Regions from separate parts of the Homo sapiens genome. Here region 1 is linked to region 2. Evidence: chromatin loops called from intact Hi-C (ENCODE). Cell type or tissue: gastrocnemius medialis. All regions are shown on one strand. Links, peaks and the distances in the headings refer to the core of each region. The heading gives the core; the rest is flanking DNA. Region 1 holds the start of AIFM1 (apoptosis inducing factor mitochondria associated 1). Region 2 has its middle 50 kb from the start of ELF4.

Region 1 (2,904 bases), core at 110-2,609, 110 kb before region 2:
ATGTTTAACAATGAAAAATGTTATCTTTGGTCCGAAAGTATTCACCATCTGAAATATCAATCCTTTTCCTCTACTGTTTGAATTTTACTACTCATCCTTCAAGACACAACTCAAATAACTTCTTACACGAAGTTCTACCATAGTGATTCCATCCCATAGTCTTCTCTCTTGCTCTGTCCGGCACTACACCAGATATTATTTCAATGACCGGTATATGTCATCTCCCCAACTAGACAGTGGCCACTTCCTATATAGATGCTATGTCCAAATAAACCCATTGTAAACTGAAAATATCGTTAAGTCGAAACTGCATTTAATACCCTGATAAACCCATCATAAAGTCAAAAAACCGTAAGTTGAACCATGCTTAAGTCCAGATGCTCCTCGACTGACATGGGGTTAGGTCTCATTAAACCCATCATAAAGTCGAAAAATTGTAAGTCGAACCATTGTGAGGGGTAAGTCGGGGACCATCCGTACTTTTCATACCCAACAGAGCCCCTTTTATAGTACAATCCAAGAGGTAAGTGCTCAATAAATACTTGTTAAATGAATATGTAAGCTGAATCTTTGAAACAGGCACATTGTATGTTCTGCATGCAGCCAAAACATTATTTCCAATTTAGCTTATATCTGGCAGAGTCAAAACACTTATTTACACTCAGCCCCTCACCCTACTCCCATAACTGAAAGTTCTGCTTAGCAGACTTCTCTTCCCAGAAAGTCCGAGAAGCACGAACGCTTTTTGCTAACATCCTGCTCCCAAGCACAGAAACCACAGCAGGAGACTGTGTGTATCTGTAGCACCTGGTATACAGCATCTAGGACACACAACTGAACTAATAAATAAAGGTGACAGGCGGGAAGAAGAGCGCAGAATTACTTGTCCAGGAAACGGGTTGGGTGGGAAAGAGCCGGCAACTGGTAAAAGATGGAAGTACACGCCGGATCTGGGAAGCCAGGTTCCGCGCCTCGGACTCATGGAAAAACTGGATCTGGATCACTGCAAAAGAATCAGGAAGGCTTCGGTATCAAGTAACTGGTGTCCTAAAACCAAAAAACAAAGTGCGATGCCGGGGCTACGCTGTTGTGAGATGCTGTTATCAGTTCTCGTCACCAACACAGCGGCAGCACCAGGCACAACCGCCAATCAAAGCGGCCCCACGAGTCCCTCCTTGAACAGGTTCCTTAACTCGTTCAGTCCAACACTGTGCCACAAACTCGCGAAAACCGGCTACCTAGAGCCAGCGTCTTTGCGAGCTTGCGGCCAGCTAGTGCATGCGCAAATCCTCTCGCCGTGCGGACCAATCGCAATGCGGCAGCGAGTGCTACGCCTGCGCAGTAGGCCTCCGGTCGCCGTTCCCCTTCCCCGGCTCTAGCAGGCCGGCTTCTCTGTCCAATGCCCACCCGGAGCTGGGAGGAGGAGTCTGCGTAATGTGCGTGTGAAGAGACTGGGGGAGCTGGCCGGGGCTCACGGTGTTTGACCCGTCGGTCGTGCGTGAGAGGAAAGGGAAGGAGGAGGTCCCGAATAGCGGTCGCCGAAATGTTCCGGTGTGGAGGCCTGGCGGCGGGTGCTTTGAAGCAGAAGCTGGTGCCCTTGGTGCGGACCGTGTGCGTCCGAAGCCCGAGGCAGAGGAACCGGCTCCCAGGTGACTGACCCATTCCAGGCAACCTCCAAGTCCGAGGGCCTGGCGCCTTAGGCTCCCTGTGCCTTGCAGCCCTCTACCCCCGCGTCCCCGCGAGAAACTTAACACATAGTCACGTGAATTCCAAATTGGCAGACTCCGAACCCTGAGTCTTGCAAGCGGAGGAATTGGCTCAGCCATGCCGACCTGACCTTCAAGAGATTTGAACCCAGTAGTCGGCTTGAGGCCTTTTCCCGGGAGCGTTTGCTGTTCAGGGATCCCAGAACAACTGGCTGTCGGCGCCTCCCCGGCATCCCCACCCCCCACCCCCCTTTTTAGAGCAATGAGGTCAAGTAGACTTTGTCATTTACCGATTGAGACTTTAAACAGGACGTTTAAGCCCTACGCCTAAGTTTCTTGTGTAAATGAGGGTGTTATCTGCTCAGCCTTCCAAACCACAGATGAGATCCATGGATTTGAATGCCCAGTGAAACAGAAACGGTGCAGGGCAAGTAAGGAGTCGGTTGGTTGTGTACCAGACACCCAGAGAATTGGCCCAGACTTAATTGGAGATGCCTGAGCCGTGTACTTCTTGGTGGTCTTTAAGGCTTCAAAGAAACAGTTTGCAGAACGCATTGTATTTTGTTCTCCATTAAGTTGTTTCATCAAATTTTAGAGCTGGAAGGGATTTTGTGGTAAAGGTCAACCCACTCATTTTATAGATAATAAACTGAGGCACAGAGAGGTGAAATTACTTGCCAAAGGTCACATAGTTAATTAATAGGTAGAGCTAAGGATAGTTTGCTAGCCTCCAGGTCCTTAATCCCTTCGCTGCAACTCCATACTGCTTCCTAAAGTTGACCTCAAAAAGTTAAGAATGAATTCGGGTCTCTTCCCAGTAATTAGCCCATTGTACATCAGATATCCGTGAATTTATCTGAGCATGGCTTGAGCCTGCTTCTTTTCGTACTGCGTTACTTCATGGGGGCAATGAATGATCCACCTGTAGGAGTTGCTTTGAAAAAAAAATCAGTAATCCTTCAATGTCCACCCCTAGGGCATTTGCAATGTCAGAAGTTATCCTTGAGGCTTTTACAATACAGAAACACCTGGGTGCTTTAAAAATAAAAAGTGGAAAATATTTTCCTTGGGTTGTTAGGGTCTTTGCAAATGTGCATTTGAACAGTTTTTCCAGTTGCTATGCACAATGAAAATGTTTCCTGATAGGTGTATTTGAGTTATGTCCTGGGACATACTGCTCTTGGAACTTAAAACCTCT
Region 2 (2,904 bases), core at 272-2,771:
TTTAGTGTCCCCAATTAGCACATTACCTCCTTGAGGAGTGGGAGGGACTGTATCAACCACGTAACATGGCACAGTACAAAGGATCAAGGTAATGGTTACTGATGGAGCCGGTGGGAGATGGGGACCAAACTTTGAGGTAGGTGACCTCTGACCTCCCCTCTGCACAGGCACTCACCCCAGGTGCTCCACTGCTCTGGGCCTGCCCTCCCTGGCTCAGTGCCCTCATGGTATCCCCAACCCCACCCCCCCATCTTAGCACTCAAAATTTGTTACTATTTTGAACATCCTCTACCCCTAAAGCAACTTCCCTGTCCAGTTTCTTTCCTACTCCAAGTGTGAAACTAGCTAAACCAATTAACCTGTGCTGATACAGTTATGGGAGAGGGCTAGAGGAGAACCTCAGGAGACAGGTTCATTTTAACCAGAGTCATGTGGCAGTAAGTCTCTGCCTTTTCTTGGTTTAATGGAGTCAGGAGTCAAGAGATGACCCTCATCTCCCAGCAGCTGATATGTTACTCCCTCCTCTGGGTTCCCACAGCACTTTGTTTTCTTTATTTTTTTGAGATAGAGTCTCCCTCCGTTGCCCAGGCTGGAGCGCAGTGGTGCGATCTTGGGTCACTGCAGCCTCTGCCTCCCGAGTTCAAGCGGTTCTCCTGCCTCAGCCTCCCAAGTAGCTGTGACTACAGCTGCGTGCCACCACGCCCGGCTAATTTTTGTATTTTTAGTAGAGAACGGGTTTCACCATGTTAGCCAGGCTGGTCTCGAACTCTTGACCTCAAGTGATCCGCCCACCTCAGCCTCCCAAGGTGCTGGGATTACAGCCCTGAGCCACCTCACAGCACTTTGTAAATACCTCTTATGGTAGCACTTAGCACAGTACAGTTCTTTAATTACGTGTTTATGTAGGGTTCCCCGCCAATAGGCTGTGAGCTCCTCAAGGACAGGGACTGTGTGTTAGTCACTGATATATCCCTAGTGCCTAGCACACAGTAGGTTCTTAATAAATGCTTATTGAAAGAAGGAACTGGTCCTGATTTTAATTCTGAGACTTCTGCCCTATGCTATGGCAGGCAAGAGGAGAGGGAGGAGGACAATCCACACTTGGGAGCTAAGGCAGCTTTCTGCCCGCTCCTATAACACTGCAGGCGGCTACTTCCTTTGCCCCTGGAGTGTTAACAGACATCCCCGGATCACAGGGTCCATGAGGAGCCCAGGGCTGCTTGCCAGCTGTGCGTTGCTGTCACCAGGTGCCACGTGCAACTCCCGAACTCCCGCCCTTTGCTGCTGCCCGCTTCCAGGGACTGCCTCGCCACTATTTCCTCACCCCTGGGTGGGGCTGTGCGGTGGAAGTGTCAGCTCCGGTGGGTGGGGCGGGACAAGAAGTTATTCTGACGGTCACAGGCCTTTCTGATCCCATCTTGTACTCCAAAAGAGGCAGTTGCCTCCAGCTCTGAAGCCGCTGGACCTGGGGTGAGTGAGCTCCTTCCCCTCCCAGACTGAGGTCCCAGCCTCCGAGAACTTCGGGCCCCGGCGCGCCGGACGTGGAGGCCGACGTCCAGCAGGTGGCGCTGTCGAGCCAGCGATGGCGGGAGAGTGGCCCGGCGGGGCCCGGGAAGGGAGGGGCAGCCAGGGTTGGGCCTACCGTCCCTGGCGGAGGCGGCCGCGGCCGCGGCTGGCGTCTTCCGGTCCCCCGATCTTGCCCCTGCGCCTGCAACTGTCCCCGGATGGTTCTGGCCGCCACCAAAGCCCTCCGCTGCTCCGGAGCTTCGAACTTTCCCCTCGACCCCAGCCCCCTTCACTTTCCAGGGGGAATTTAGCCGGCCGCCGAATGCGCTCCCCCATTGGCCAGCCGCGCTCTGGCCCCGCCCCCGGCGCCCCCTCCCTCAGCCTCGCGGACCAGCAGGTGAGCACGCGGAGTCGCAGTCACCCGGCCTGCCCTCCCCTCCCCTCGCGCGCCGCCGCCTTCTACCGTGAAGCGGGAGAGCGATCGAGGCGCCCCAGACAGCCGTTTGCTAGCGGAGGGACCTGACCGTCCGCCGCACGAGCCCGGCTCCCAAGGACCGGCGCGGGGCCTAAAGACGTCGCCCCCAGAGGCCGGACGCTGCGGCTCGGCCGACCCCCGCGCGGTGGCAGCCGGAGCGCTAGGGAAACGAGTGGAGCCCCGGCCCGGATCCTGCTGCGGGATCCAGAAGGCCCGAGCACTTCGCGTCCCCCTGCCCAGCAGTTGAGCAGACGCCCCTGGGGCGGACCCCACCCTTCCCAAACACACACACACTGGTCTTTGCATGGGCAGGACACAGTTAAACACCCACCAGGCCTCCCGGTTATTGGGTTAGAGTATGGACCGAGCAGGAGTTTACTGCCCCATTCACCACCGCCCCCAACCCCACCTACCCCAAATAGGGATGCGGAGACTATCCCTCCTCCCACCAAGACTTGAACAGAGCCTCTCTTTCAAGCCCAAAGAGCGTTCTGATAAGACCCTCATTAACCATAGGTTCGTGAGCTCGGCATGAAGGAGGAACTAATTTTGGCTAAACAGATCTTTATGGTCCTCAGTGTGATGCTCTGTCAGTAGGTGGGTACATTGGCCTCCATTTGGCTGATGGAGCAATTAAGGCTGGGAAAGATTAGGTTCTCGCCCAAGGTCAGCCTAGGTAGTTAGGAGTGGTGCTGGCTCTTTCCTCTACACCATACTAAAAGGACTGGGAGATCATTTAATAAGAGGCCACCAAGCCATCCTCACCCCAATCCTGACCGGGGATGTAGATTTAATGCCACGGCCCATACTTCCTGCCTTGATCTTTCCAACCTGGCAGAAGGGCAGTGGGACTCCAGGTAAGCCGTGGGCAAAGAACCCCAAAAGCAATAAAACAATCTGCTGTTTGGTTTTGCTTTTAACTC

The links. A loop is a pair of places that touch in the nucleus more often than their neighbours do. Peaks named below come from ENCODE experiments on the same cell type or tissue, not always from the same donor. Only the 100,000 strongest peaks of a DNase experiment are listed, where the experiment ranks them.
Region 1: it touches region 2 in a loop (15-fold over the local background); 3 of 110 quality-filtered maps call a loop at or near these places.

What each region holds. Positions count from the first base shown.
Region 1 is chrX:130,164,296-130,167,199 of GRCh38, reverse strand. It overlaps AIFM1 (apoptosis inducing factor mitochondria associated 1), which reads left to right and starts at 1,359. Exons shown (of 16, transcript NM_004208.4): 1 at 1,359-1,649. The coding sequence starts at 1,544. It also overlaps a transcript of RAB33A not described here. RefSeq lists an enhancer at 1,371-1,710. In gastrocnemius medialis, for the core only: no CTCF peak of the experiment used is centred there; DNase peaks (open chromatin) are centred at 979, 1,319 and 1,769; H3K4me3 peaks cover 2,500 bases; H3K27ac peaks cover 2,404 bases.
Region 2 is chrX:130,059,337-130,062,240 of GRCh38, reverse strand. No RefSeq gene overlaps it. Among named protein-coding and RNA genes, the nearest start is that of ELF4, 50 kb to the left of the region's middle. RefSeq lists silencers at 1,343-1,412, 1,433-1,732, 1,753-2,012. In gastrocnemius medialis, for the core only: CTCF peaks have their summits at 1,345 and 1,555 (motif pointing right); DNase peaks (open chromatin) are centred at 1,320, 1,530 and 1,870; H3K4me3 peaks cover 1,352 bases; H3K27ac peaks cover 1,009 bases.